5 separate regions of the Homo sapiens genome follow, and all the other regions are linked to region 3. Evidence: chromatin contacts called from ENCODE Hi-C or POLR2A ChIA-PET data. All regions are on one chromosome and are shown on one strand. Each heading gives the region's core, a stretch centred on a gene start or an enhancer-like site at or near the end of the contact. The rest is flanking DNA. Distances are from core to core; before and after follow the strand shown.

Evidence for each region. A loop is a pair of places that touch in the nucleus more often than their neighbours do. ChIA-PET counts read pairs that join two places held with the same protein, here RNA polymerase II (POLR2A). Pooled maps may share reads with other maps.
Region 1: a loop to region 3 is called in a map with no recorded cell type, with 17 times the contacts of the local background. The contact joins two enhancer-like sites. A Hi-C loop is called at or near these places in 3 of 168 maps with a recorded cell type or tissue (GM12878, IMR-90 and adrenal gland), 22 of 37 single-sample maps with no recorded cell type and 8 of 50 pooled maps. POLR2A ChIA-PET finds 5 or more read pairs at or near these places in 1 of 52 experiments (AG04450).
Region 2: a map of Calu3 shows a loop between it and region 3 (4-fold over the local background). The contact joins two enhancer-like sites. A Hi-C loop is called at or near these places in 1 of 168 maps with a recorded cell type or tissue (Calu3), 5 of 37 single-sample maps with no recorded cell type and 2 of 50 pooled maps. POLR2A ChIA-PET finds 5 or more read pairs at or near these places in 2 of 52 experiments (AG04450 and WTC11).
Region 4: a loop to region 3 is called in a map of PC-3, with 2.7 times the contacts of the local background. The contact joins two enhancer-like sites. A Hi-C loop is called at or near these places in 3 of 168 maps with a recorded cell type or tissue (GM12878, PC-3 and pancreas), 12 of 37 single-sample maps with no recorded cell type and 8 of 50 pooled maps.
Region 5: a pooled map shows a loop between it and region 3 (7-fold over the local background). The contact joins two enhancer-like sites. A Hi-C loop is called at or near these places in 4 of 168 maps with a recorded cell type or tissue (PC-9, gastrocnemius medialis and psoas muscle) and 7 of 50 pooled maps. POLR2A ChIA-PET finds 5 or more read pairs at or near these places in 1 of 52 experiments (MCF 10A).

The regions. Positions count from the first base shown.
Region 1 is chr1:59,353,629-59,356,328 of GRCh38, reverse strand. The region is part of intron 4 of FGGY (FGGY carbohydrate kinase domain containing); the gene reads right to left. Among named protein-coding and RNA genes, the nearest start is that of FGGY, 58 kb to the right of the region's middle. Within about 2 kb of position 1,433, at least 10 of the 41 ENCODE cell types and tissues checked have a DNase peak (open chromatin) inside an H3K27ac peak, as active enhancers do.
Region 2 is chr1:59,222,045-59,224,771 of GRCh38, reverse strand. No RefSeq gene overlaps it. Among named protein-coding and RNA genes, the nearest start is that of FGGY-DT, 73 kb to the left of the region's middle. Within about 2 kb of position 1,342, at least 3 of the 41 ENCODE cell types and tissues checked have a DNase peak (open chromatin) inside an H3K27ac peak, as active enhancers do.
Region 3 is chr1:59,695,922-59,698,621 of GRCh38, reverse strand. All of the region lies in intron 14 of FGGY (FGGY carbohydrate kinase domain containing), which reads right to left. Among named protein-coding and RNA genes, the nearest start is that of MIR4711, 36 kb to the left of the region's middle. Within about 2 kb of position 1,346, at least 3 of the 41 ENCODE cell types and tissues checked have a DNase peak (open chromatin) inside an H3K27ac peak, as active enhancers do.
Region 4 is chr1:59,332,470-59,335,193 of GRCh38, reverse strand. All of the region lies in intron 2 of FGGY (FGGY carbohydrate kinase domain containing), which reads right to left. Among named protein-coding and RNA genes, the nearest start is that of FGGY, 37 kb to the right of the region's middle. Within about 2 kb of position 1,458, at least 3 of the 41 ENCODE cell types and tissues checked have a DNase peak (open chromatin) inside an H3K27ac peak, as active enhancers do.
Region 5 is chr1:59,408,773-59,411,472 of GRCh38, reverse strand. The region is part of intron 5 of FGGY (FGGY carbohydrate kinase domain containing); the gene reads right to left. Among named protein-coding and RNA genes, the nearest start is that of FGGY, 110 kb to the right of the region's middle. Within about 2 kb of position 1,436, at least 2 of the 41 ENCODE cell types and tissues checked have a DNase peak (open chromatin) inside an H3K27ac peak, as active enhancers do.

The DNA of each region.
Region 1 (2,700 bases), core at 184-2,683, 340 kb after region 3:
GAGAGAATACAGGCATGGAATCATGAGAGCCCTGGACCAAGAAATTCGCCATCTGGAATGCCTTTCCATTTCTCTAAGCGCTTGCTAGAGGAAAAGTAATGACAGATTCCTTGAACAAATTCCCACAGCCTAAGTCTCAAATTCAAGTGCTCAGAGGGGTAGGGCTGAAAAAGGAAATGAGTGTAGCAGGCTGGGTGAGGACTGCTGCAAAATGAAGAATGCCGACCCCTTCTAAAGAAGGCAGCCCCTATTCAGCTCCAGCCGTTCCCTTCTGCATGGAAGTGTGGACCCTGTATTGCCAAGTTCTTTCATTATTTATTCAGGAAAATAAATAATCTGAATTTTCAGATAAAATTTCTCAATTTTTAAATATTGGAAACTAATTTAAAATTGTTTATTTTTTTTTTCCAAGCACATGGTAGGTCAAACTAAACCTGATTGGGGACCAGATTCAGCCAGTGGTCTGCCAGCCTGTAGCCCTGGCAAGTGGGAAGAAATGAGTGCCCTTTAAAAGCAGGCAGTGAGAGGCAATAGTTAGATCCCAGGAGCTGGAGGCAGACTGGACTAGGTGAGAATCTGGGCTCTACAACCTACTATTGTGTAGCTTTGGGGATGCTACTTAAGTCCTCTGAGTCTTGGTTTCCTCATACTGCCACACAGATACAGTAAAACAGCATGCTGTTACACTGTGTCACTAAAGGGCAGAGATAAAATTCTGCCTGTGAAGTCCCTAGCATGTTGCTTTTTAGGAAAATAAGCCCAAAAAGAAAAAAAAAAAATCCCTTGCTCAATAATGAAGTGTTGTCAACCAGAAAGGTTAGCTATGACTACAAGCTTTGAATGGAAAATTACTAAGTAATAAAAGCATGAGCATTGTGCTAAAACAGTAGCAAACTCTTCCAACCATGAACAGTGTACCAGTATTAATGTTTTCTTGTGTGTATATGGCCAGTCTTTTTTTCCATACTGATAGTTTCTTTAAACAAATGTATTTATAAGACTGTTCATTAGTCTTCTAACTTTTCTTCCCTTTAACATTACAGTATGTAACAAACCTGCACGTTGTGCACATGTACCCTAAAACTTAAAGTATAATAATAAAAAAAAAACAGTATGAAGTTTGTTGTTGCTATACAAATATTTACTATCTACCTAGCACATATGCCAGAATGATTTTTTTAAGGTCATAAAACATACTGTGTCACACCCATGTTTAAAGCCCATCAACCATTTCCCACTGATCTTGGAATAAAACTCAAACTCCTGCCCCTGGCCTCAAGGCTGCATGCAGCAGCCTTTGCCCACTTCGCCAAACCCCCTCCTACGCCTCTGTGCCTTGCTCATACCCTCCTGGCCCAGCTGACCTCCTTTGCTGATCTCATGAGGTGCTTTCCTCCCCCACAGTGAATCTGTTGCTCCTCCTTCCTATCTCATCATTCAGGTCAAACAAAAACTCCCAAGAGAGGCCCACACTCGCTATGCCAAATCTGTTCATCTGTGTTTTTCCTTCGTAGCATTTTCCAGAAAACAAAATTACTTTGTGTGTGTCTATTTTCTGCCTCTCTACACTAGACTCTAAGTTCCCAGAAGCCTACCCCAGGGCCCTTATCCCACTCATTCACCTTGGCATCTCCAGCGCCCAGCAAAGTGCCTCTCACACAGGAGACACTCAGTATTTCTTAAATGAAACAATGAAGCTACTGACCATTGTTCACAGCCTCAGATCCTCCCGAAGCCATCACCCACAAATTTCTTCCCTAAACTAGTTTATGCAAAGCCTGCAAAGCAAACGCTGAAAGAGGCAGTAGAGCAAAATGGTGATAAGCCCGTACTCTGGATGTGAAATGCCAAAGTTCAAATCCCAGCCTTGCCACTTATTAGCTGAGTGACCTTGGGCAAGTTGCTTAAAGTCTCTGTGCCTGTTTCCTCATCTGTAAAAGACAATAATTAGGCTGGGCACAGTGGCTCACACCTGTAATCCCAGCACTCTGGGAGGCCGAGGTGGGTGGATCACTTGAACTCAGGAGTTTGAGACCAGCCTGGGCAACATGGTAAAACCTCATCTCTACAAAAAAATACACAAATTATCTGGGCATGGTGGTGTGTGCCTGTAGTCCCAGTTACTCAGGAGGCTGGGGTGGGAGAGCCGCTCAAGCCTGGGAGGCAAAGGTTCCAATGAGCCAAGACTGTGCTACTGTACTCCAACCTGGGTGACAGAGCAAGACCCTCTCAAAAAAAAGAAAAGAAAAGAAAAATACAATAATTATAGGGTAGCTGTGAGAAATAAATGAATTATCATGGGTAAAATGCTTAGAAAAGTACCAGATGTATTAACAAGCACTACATACGCTTTAGCTCTTATTTTCATCTATTTTCTTGTTCTGCTCTTACTGCTTGGTTGCTCTGTATCTTTATTCTTTAACTAGACTGTAATTTCTTGGTGGCAGAGACCACTTCTGGATTCCCACACTGAAAGTGCACAGGTTCCCATAAGGTAGCAGATGAGGGAACAGAGCTAATGGTGTGGCTCTTGACATGGGTTTGCTTACATAGTATGAGACCACGAGTAAGTTATTTAACTTTTTTGAGCTTCAGTTTCCTCATCTGGTAATATAAAAAGAGATAATATCTGTCCCACAGACTGCTGTAAAGATTAAATAAAATAACTCTTGTGAAGTAAAAACATTCTGAGACTGGCGG
Region 2 (2,727 bases), core at 93-2,592, 470 kb after region 3:
ACTTTCAAAAATCTCAGGGAAAAAATATGTATTCCCATTTGATAGTTGAATAAATGGAAGATCAGAGAGATGTACTAACTCATCAAAGTCACACAGTAAGTGGCAGAATTGGGTTTTGAATCCATGTCTGTGTGATTCCAAAGGTAGCTCTCTTATGTATTAAGCAGAAGTTGGATACAATGTCAATAGGCTTGCCCTGGGAAAGGCCTTCTGCACCTAGAAAGCAGGGAGAGATACAACACAGGAGGAGGCCTACCCTGGTGTTGCACCATACATAGCAGCTCTTTGAAATTCGGTCTGGGGACTGCACAGGGCTCAGCATGTGGCAAGTCCAGCTGTTCTCCTCTATCACTCGTCCTGGGGGGTCCCCTGGGGTATGTTTCTTCTCTGACATTTTTGGAATATTTTAAGATTCATTCTTGAAGCATAAACTTTTTAACTCTTTTCCCATGGAAGAATTTCTTCTTCCTTATCTGCAGGCCTGCTTGGAAACTCACAGAACTTAGCTGATAAAGAGGTCACCCTTTGGTTCTTAGCCTCCTGTTCCCCCAGTAAACTGAACTTCCTGGAATCTGATAGTTTATTAGCTTGTTCTGGACACCATCAAGACTGGAAGGAACTTCATTTTTCAGAAAAGTGACTTGGCCAAAGGTGCAGACAGAGATAGTAGATCAGGTCTTTCTACTTTGAGTATCAGGTTCTTTGCAACTTCATAAATCCATGATGCCTGACTTAGTGCAGTTTACTAAAATAAACGAAGAAATTAGCCACTTTTTTTTTAGTTTGGTCAATGACACTCAAATGTTCTTGTAATGTTTTAAAAATTCTATCATTGGGGTAGAAAAGCTGGACTCAGTGGGCCCTGGATGTCCAATAAGAGAGAAAAACACCACAAGAAGAAAATTATCTGGAGGAAGAACTAATATGTAGTGCCAAAAATTTATGAATATTTTCTTCTCTGATGCTCTTATTAGCCCTGTGAGAGAGACATTATTATCTCCATCTTAAAGCTAAGGGAACTAAGGCTCAGAGAAAGTAACTAGCTTGCTAAAGTTCTCACAGCATATAACCAGGCCAGGATTCAAATCTAGATCCCTTGACCATGAAGCTTGAGGTCTTTTCACAACTCTGCAGTCTCTATAAATAATCTGGGTTTTAAAAAAGAGTGAACTTCTCCAGAACTGAAAGGAATCCTTGCTCAGCAGCATGGGAAATGGTTTGTATTTTCTCACTAAGAAAGAAGGGGGGATAGTGATAGCAGCTGTTTACACCCCATTCCATTCCCCCCATGCCCAACCCCTCTGACATCATGGGTGTCACCCATTTCTGGAAGGCCCCACCTATAAAGGCTCCACCCAGTGGCCCAGCACCATGGAAATGAGTCCATCCTCTGATCCCAAAGCGAAGAATGAAGCCAAAGACTGCATGAATTTCAGGCCAGACATCAGAAACTAGGACCCAGAGGTAAGCTGTTGGAGGCATCCAAGAAATTCCAGTAGTTCCATCTCAGTGACTTAAGATCACAATTCCGTGGAATATTCTCTAAGTGGCTCCCCATAGCATTCAGAATAAAGTTTAAACTCTTAGTCTGGCACACAGGTCCCTCATGATCTAGTTCTTGCCGTAGTTCCTGTCTGTCCTTCTCACTCATACCTTTTCTTCAACCATAATAAACTACCACAAATTTTTCATGCCCCTTGCTCTTTTCACAAGCTGATTCTTCTGCCAAAAAGGATTTTATTCTTCTTGTCTTATTACCTCTTCTTTTCATTGTCTGGATAACACCAACCCATCTTTCAAAAACTAATTTCCCCAGCCATCACACCTCCTCTGCGAAGTCTTCCTGAAAGTCCATGTCTGGGTATGGTGCACGGCTTATCATCACAGCCATCCTCCCTTACACTTCTCTATCTGCTTGTCTGCCATCTCCCTTAGACTGTGAGTGACCCTAGAAGAGTAATGCTTTTTTTTTTTTTTTTTGAGACAGAGTCTTACTCTGTTGCCCAGGCTGGAATGCAGTGGTGCAATCTCAGCTCATTGCAACCTCCACCTCTTGGGTTGAAGCAATTCTCCTTCCTCAGTCTCCCGAGTAGCTGGGATTACAGGCATGTGCCACTATGCCTGGCTAATTTTTGTAGTTTTAGTAGAGATGGGGTTTCACCATGTTGGCCAGGCTGGTCTCAGACTCCTGACCTCAGGTGATCCTCCTGCCTCGGCCTCCCAAAGTGCTGGGATTACAGGCATGAGCCACCACGCCTGGCCCAGTGACTGCATCTTAATCCATGTCAGTATCTGCAGTGCCCAGCAAAAGCTGGTCTTAGTTATGGACAAAAGATCTAGAAGAGCTTGTGGGTGTATATCATAATCAGAGTGAAAATCCTTTTTAAATCTGGTAATACATAGCGATGGTGTGAAGCATTTATTTTTCATTTCACTATCTTCCACTTCTGAGCCCAATTCACACAGACATTTGAGGCTTTTCTTCCTCTCTGTATCTCCCCTTCTTTTTCTATACCCACTTCTTACCTCTACTTCTTTCTCTGCCTGGAATCTGAGCTTCAACCTGGAGGGGCAGCGTTAGATCTATAAAGTTTTAGGTGTATCAACACACCAAATCAGCATTTTTCCTGTCAACACTGACCAACTTTCTCAGCAACCTTCCATGGATTTTTGTGCTGTTACAGCCTGTATGTCTTTATTCTGTCTTACTAATAATCTATTCTCTGT
Region 3 (2,700 bases), core at 97-2,596:
AGCAAAGAGAGACGCCCAACTTCAGAGGGGAGCTGAAATCAGTTTCTACACCCAGGCTTCCTTCTTTGTCACAGTTGAGAGGTCGAATGAATGGTATGTTTAACCATGAGGCCATGGGGGAATTGAGATGCTGATTCCCAGAGCATTATAGAAACACTTTGGTAATGGGGGTGTGGGGGTTGGAGGGGAGTGTGAAGAAGCATCTGTAGTTTTTCTGGGCATAATGCTAGGTACTGACCAAGGGGTGGGAACTGCGGGGTGGGCATGGTTCTGACTAGCTGGGAAGATAGAAAAGTATGAAGTAAAGGACCAAGTATCATAATAGAGTTCTACTCAGTGTTTTTGATGAGAAAAAAATGATACATATGACATGCAGAACCTTATCAATAAATTATCTTTCTCCCCTTTCAAATGACATGAGGTTCCCTAATAATCTTTGGGCTGGAACAAGACATCTCAGAGAGGCCAAAATGTCATATATCACATTACATTTCTAAACAACCCAATGGGACAGGGAAAAGTACTATTAATATTTTAACTTTGGAAACTATGTTTAAATCCAGAAAAAATACAGAAAGCATCTCATCAATCAGAAGGAAAAAAAAGACATGCTTTTTTGATAAAAGTATTATTATCTCTATGTACAGATTACAGAACTGAGGCTCAGAGAGTTCAATCACGTTACCCAAGATCACATATTTAGTAAGTTTCAGAGGTAGGACTGGAACCCAAGCTTGTCTTATTTGAAAACCCACTTTTAAAATCTTCAACTCTCATTGCTTCTCTGATTGACTGAAGCCTTGGGCAGAAGAAACAAAGAAAATAGGGGGTGATGTGGAGGGGCACAGCATGCAATTCTGTTTACCTCTTGTGTCACCTACTTGCAAAAGACTGGAAGAAGAGAGTCTGATTTCTTCTCAAATACTGCTTCCCATTGCTGCTATCGTCCACAACTGAGCTATCTATTTCCCCCACTGGAAAGAAGTCACAAAAATGTTAAGCACGCCAAAGTCTTCACAGCGACGATGGTTATAATCAGCAGATCACAGAGAACAAGCTATGTTGCATTAAGAATACAACCAAGAAGGAAGGAAATTCTGATACGTGCTACAGCATGGATAAACCTTGAGAACATTATGCTAAATGCAATTAGCCAGTCAACAAAAGACAAATGCTGTATGATTCCACTTATATGAGGTATCTAAAGAGTAGTTAAATTCACAGAGACAGAAAGTAGAATGGTGGTTGCTAGGGGTTGGGGGAGGGGGCAATGCAGAGTTATTGTTTAACGGGTAAAGTTTCAGTTTTGCAAGATGAAAAGAGTTCCGGAGATGGATGGTGGTGATGGTTGCACAATAATGTGAATGAACTTAATACCACCAAACCGTACACTTAAAAATGGTTAAGATGATAAATTTTATGTTATGTGTATTACAAACAAACAAAAGAATACAACCAGGACCACCTCCTCCAATGGTGATTTACAATTATGTACAATGTTCTCTTGCCTGGCACAATATGAAGCATGACCTTCAACATTTTCAAATTTTTTGAAGTAAAGGTATTTTTGTGGTATTTCCTCGCCACTTTTCTGGAAAGCAGTACATCTGGAGGTAAAGGGTTTTTTTTTTTCATGTAATTTTACATTTGCGTGTTTCATATGGATGCTTGTCCTGGTTTGATCAGCAACGAGCTCTCTGGCCATGCACAAAGCACTTCCCGTTTCTGGGTCTCAACTTCCTCATCTGTAAAAAGAGGGTTTGTGTGGGATGATCTCTAAGGGCCCTTCCAGTTCTCAGTTCAGATTCCTATTTTTCCAAATGCTAATAGTGTCTACACTCTTAGGTACACATTGCTTACTATTAACACTCATCAGATCCTTTTTGCGAGCCACTCGTCATTTCAGAAATACCTGCACTTGCTGCACTTTTCCTGGGGGCTAGACAGAGAGATGAAGGACACAGTGTGAGGTAGGTAGACAGAAAGAAAACAATTGAAAGGCCTCTTGGAAGGAGCACTGGACTGGGAGTCTGATGCTATGAGGTTTAGTCCTGGGCCCCCGCCACTTGCTCACCATGTGAATCAGGGAGGAAGAAAGCATTTACTGGGGCCTTTTATGCATGAGGCACTTTTATACATATTATCGTACTATTTCACACATTTTAGTAATTCAGGTCCTATCTTCACAATTATTTTCTTTTCTCAAGTACTACCTATAGTATTGATTAGTCATAAAATATTTCTTTAAGTCCTGGGAAAAAAACTTTTCTTTCTTTTTAAAATTTTCTAGGGAAAAATGTTCATGAAAACCCAGGTTTAATGCTAGGTACTTTTCTAGTATCTATTAAAACTTAGAAAAAGGGTGTCTATAAACCAGGACGTAGAATGCCTGAATGTCACTGGTGGTATGTCTGTACATTTTGGAAGATGACACTTGATCTTATTTTATCTCCATTTTTGGCTGCTGGTGCCCATGGAATTCAGCAACTCATCCAATTTTGAACCAGCAGAACTCACAGCAATGTGCTGGTTCATATTTCTCTCACTTTTAGAAGGAATATGTTCTAGAAAGTTGCATACACAGAACTTCCATGATTTTTAGATTTCATAGATGGCAACACTTCCAAAATGACTTGGGAGACTGACATATGGTTAGAAAGTTTTTATTTTGCTAAGAAGAAGCTCAAAGTTTTCTCTGAC
Region 4 (2,724 bases), core at 209-2,708, 360 kb after region 3:
TAATAAGTGTTCTAAAACTGGAGTAGGTGATGATTGCACCACTGTATAAATTTACAAAATAACAGCATTATACATTTACAATGGCTGGATTTTATGATATATAAATCATACATCAAGCTGTTAAATACTTTTAAAACGAGTTGAGCTATGAAAGATAAAATGGAAAGACATCCATGATATATTAGTAAGGTTTTAAAAAAAAGAATATGCAACAAATTGTTAATAGTGGTTGCTCCTGAGGGTGGAACTGCAGGAGGAGGATATAGATTTTACACTTGTTTGTATAATTTTTAAAGTTGTAGAATAATAGATTTATCGATTAATTCTATTTTTTATTTTTGTTTCTATGGTTTCCTTTATAGAAAAAGCATGAGCGACCAGTTTCTATTAACTTAAAACATGACTACAACCTTTTAAATCCCATAAAAGTCAACTCAAAAATGTCCATCCTCATTTAGTGAAATTCACCTTAAAATATATAATTATTTTTTTCCTGTTTGGAAATACCAGATTTATAATTTAGAATTCCATTTCTTACTATTTAACATGTTCCTCAAACAAGAGCTTCACATAATTATGAGAAATGTCCAAAAAAGAAAAGCAGTAATTTTTTTCAAGTCATATTAATAAAGCATTGCCATATATTGAACATCTACTATGTGCCATATGTTTGACATACATATTATTTAATCCTTACAAAGCCCTCCAAAAGAAACATTTAATATTAGTTTTTCATGAAAAACAAGTGGGGGCCGGGTGCAATGGCTCACGCCTGTAATCCCAACACTTTGGGAGGCCAAGACGGGAAGATCACTTGAGGTCAGGAGTTTGAGACCAGCCTGGCCAACACGATGAAACCCCATCTCTACTAAAAAATACAAAAACTAGCCAGGTGTGGTGCCATGTGCCTGTAGTCCCAAATACTAGGGAGGCTGAGGCAGGAGAACTGCTTCAACCCAGGAGGCAAAGGTTGCAGTGACCCAAGACCATGCAACTGTACTCCAGCCTGGGCGACAGAATGAGACTCCATCTCAAAAAAAATAAAACAAAATAAAAGAAGTGGATGATTGGCGAGGGAAAGGGTGAACAGCAGGCACAGAGAGGTTAAGGAACTTGCACTTGTCACACAGCCAGTAGATTGCAGAGCCAGAATTCAAACTCAGTGTCTATTTTCTTTCCATTATACCATACTGCTCACCTCTGTCATCAGATAATTTCCTGTTGCCCAAGAGACTCATCCTGTGGAAAGGACATGTGATCTAGAGAACACTTGCTGCTGACCCATCTGTGACTGCTGGTAGTACCTTGACCCACAGTACCAAGTGAATACCCAGATGCCTTCACCACACTGATCTATCTAGACTTACAGTGTGAGGACCAAACCCATTTCCTGACAGGCAGTATGGCCTCATGACAATGAGTCACAAAGACTTGAATTCAAATCCTAGCTCTGCCACCATGGCTACGTGGCTGAAGGCAAGTTACACAATTCTAGCCATTGCAACTCCTCTCTTGCTTTGCTGGTTCATGTTTCTATAGCATTTACAGGTATGGCTATTTCTGCCTGGAATGTCCTTACAACTTGGCTTGGAAATCACTGGATAGTAGTTAAATCAGCGACTTTGGGGGCAGAAGACCTGAGTCTGAAATCTGGTTCTACTATTTCCGAGTTATATAACTTTGTGAAGTCAGATAAGCAGCTTCCTTGGCAGTACAAAACTATTACCTAAACCTGCATCTCCCAATGATATGAGAATTCAGCAAAATAAGGTGTGATGAGCTCAACATCTGGCATCAGTGCACAGTAAGTAGCAGTTTATATTAGAGCAAATTAGTTGCTTCAAATCTTTCCATGTGGGATACCAATCAATCAATCACCCAGCCCTAACTTCTACTTGCTATGTGGCCCAATTGGCTTCTGTGCCCAGAAAGTGCATGTCTGACTTGGGTAAGCCCATCTCACACAGGTCTGCAGTTAGTCAAAAGAGGACTTGGGTGAGAAAATATAGATGACTCAAACTCCATACCACAAGGCAGTTTGGGAGTAGAAACAAACACAGGATGTGGTGTCCAAAGAACTTCCTTCTGGTGCCAACTCCACCACTTCTAGGTCAGGTAATCCTGCACTAACTCCATCAACTTTCTGAGCCTCAGTTTCCTGAGTGAGAGATACCTCCCAAGTAAGAATCAAAGGCTTTGAATGGGATCAGTGGAGTCTGAAATTACTTTGAAACCAGTAAACCTTTATAGAAAATAGGATAGGAAATGCACTCAATGCCTTATTGTGTTCATGGAATGTTTTTATGTACAAAGCACAGCATGCTTGCTCTCTGTGTCACGTAAGCACATATAAAAATGACAAGCAAAAAGAGTAGGAATAGAAAAAATTGGATAGACTCAAATCTTTCTAAGAATCATGGCGGGAGTAACCTAGTAGGAGCAAGGAAAATATTTTCTTCAATGTATGTTATGAATCCCCTCAACAGACCTACAGAGTGCTCAATATTACAATCATGGCCTTCAGTCACAAAGACTCAGCGTCTCTATCTTTCAAACAGAGACCTCTCACAAGAAACTGGAAGAGTAACTGTGGCATGCATTTAAACCTGATCTAGCTAGGTAGCCACTACTATTTCCCCAGCCTTACAAGGAAATGCCTTATGATCATGCTCATCCACAGCTGAGGAACATCGCCATTCCCAACCCCTCACCCCACACCATCTA
Region 5 (2,700 bases), core at 187-2,686, 290 kb after region 3:
TATCTCCCTACAAGGTAATCATTAATTACAAATGGAAAAATAGTAACTTTACAGTGGATAAACTGGAAGACACAACCTTAACAAATTGGCCAAAGTTCACATCACCTGTGATACGATAAATCGGCATCATGTGCCTCCTGCTGTGATGCACTGTGAAAGGCACAACATCATTTCTGTAGCTTCCCTGCCAAAAACACATAATTTGAATTTAATATTGTGGAAACATCAGACCAACCCAAAGTGAGGGACATTCTACAAAATGCCTAACCAGACTCCAAAAACGTCATGGTCATGAAAGACAAAAAGAGTGAGGAACTATTCCAAAGACAAAGGAGATATGACTAGTAAATGTATTGTGTGATCCTAGATTCTGGTCCAGGAAATGAAACAGTATGACAACTGGCAAAACTAGCAAAAAGTCTGTAGACTGAGTAATAGTATTATGTGAATGTTAACTGGCTGATTTTGATAGTTATACAGTGATTATGTAAGATGTTGGTAGGAGAGAAAGAAAGAAGTTGGGATGGGAAGAGTGACACAGAAGGTTCCCATAGTAACTAAAATTAATCTAATGCTTCAATAGGTGATAGGTACATGGATACTCATTATATTATTCTTTTAACCTTATATATACATTACATTTATTTTGTATATATGAACACATTATAATATTTTTTAATGAGAAGATATTAAAATACAATAAAAACAAAAAGAACGTCACCATGGTCTTCTAGATTCAATTACCTGCCCGAGCCTCAGAGTCTGAGCCCTGTTCTCTGTTAGAATTGTAAAAGGCATACTGGCACCTAACTGAGACTTCCTCTTTCATGTAACCAGATGGTTGGTAGGACAAGTGAAAGGGAATTACTTTTTCACTATGGGCATCAATGTTCTTTAACACCCTATCCCTATACCATCATCAATAATCTTACAGACCAATTATAGTTCTCACATGTGCCCCCAGGGATACATGTCCCATATACTGAGTGGAAAGAACATAATTTTATTGTAAGAGGTCTTAGGTTCAAATCCTCACTCCTCCACTTACTAGTAGTGTGATGTGGGCAAGCAAGTGACTCAACCTTTCTGAGTGCTTTCTCAGATATAAATTTGAGAAAACTTCACAGAGTTGTCATAAGGTTAACCTAGAAGAACATGTGTAAAGACCAAGTACCGTGCCTAGTACACACAGATATTCACATATGGTAACAAGATCCATCATCATTGTTGTTACTATCTTTGTTTCTCAGAAAACTGAAACTAAGAAAGCAAGCCTACCTCTGCTTTAAATACCTATAATGCTAGAAATGAAATGAGATTGCAACAGAGCATGAAAGACAATACCTTTGCATTGATTGCCACATATCTACCATGTCTATTTCAAGTGGCCTCATACCAATGGCCTTCCTCTTAATAAGGACGGCTGGTGTAGTGGGCATGGCATAAGTTCTGGAATCAGACCTGGGCTCAAATCCTGGTGTCACCTACTGTGTCCTGTGTGATCTTGAGCAAATTACCTAACCCTCTGTATTGCAGGGATTTCCTGTCTAAAATGGAGGTAATACACCTTCTTCACATGGTTCCTATCAGAATGTGCACTACATAGATGCATATTGCATAAAACAATGCCTAACACATAATGGATACTCCATAAAACTTAGTTATTTCATTTAACTAAGATATTACCAGAAGGAAATTTCCAAAGAAGGGTCATGTAAACCAAGGAGGAAATGAAGCACATGATGAAATAGAAAGACAATCTACTAACTGATTAATCTGGTCTCAATGTAACCCTACTTAGGCCTTAAGTTTCTGTAACCTCCCAGAGCTTTAGTTGCCTTGTCTGTTTATATATATATATATATATATATATAAAAAACTCTTCCTTCACAGGCTTGCAATAAGGGTTAGTTGAGGTATGAAAGTCCTTTCAGTAGTGCTGGGGACACATTTGGAGAACAATGCACACAAGCTGGAACTCAGAGAAGCTGCATGGAAACTCCCGAAGCCTCCTTATGCCTCTTGCTCCCTTTCTCAACGGCTTGAATAATGGCTGAACATTCAAGGCTGAAGGTCTGGAAGCAGTTATCCCTTCAGTCTTTTCCTGTCTAAACCATCCACAGGCCAGGCCCCTGGGCCTCTCGCAGAGGAAATAAAAGTCCATATGAAAGGGACAAATGAAAGTGTCCTTATGCTTTCTAAAATCCACACTCCCCTCCAAGCTGCAGCACAACTTCTATCAATTTTTTTCTGAATTCTGCCTTCTAAAACCTTTGTTTAATCCTCCTAAGCAACCCAAGAAAAAAATCATAATTCTATGTGTATGTTAGCTTTCAGATACTTCCTAAAGCATAGATATAAATGTCATATCCTGACTTTGAAGGAAAAATCTAAGGACAAAAGAGGGATTAGAAATTGTGAGATGGGGGAGGATGGAGATTTGAAAAAGAACTTAGGTTAAGGTTACATGGATAAAAGTTAAATAAGAAAACAAAAGTCCAGTTAAGGCTGCCGTGGTTAAAGTTACAAATAAAAGCAAACACTTCATAGATCTCTAGTTCGCGAACCCAAGAAAGCTCTGTGGAAGCTCTCCTGAGCTTGAACAACAGGCTAATTTTCAAGCAGAAATCAAAGTGGTTGGGCCTCTGGACAAATAGCTTGAAAGCCCATGCATAAGCCTGGTCTCAGAGAGTTAAAAGG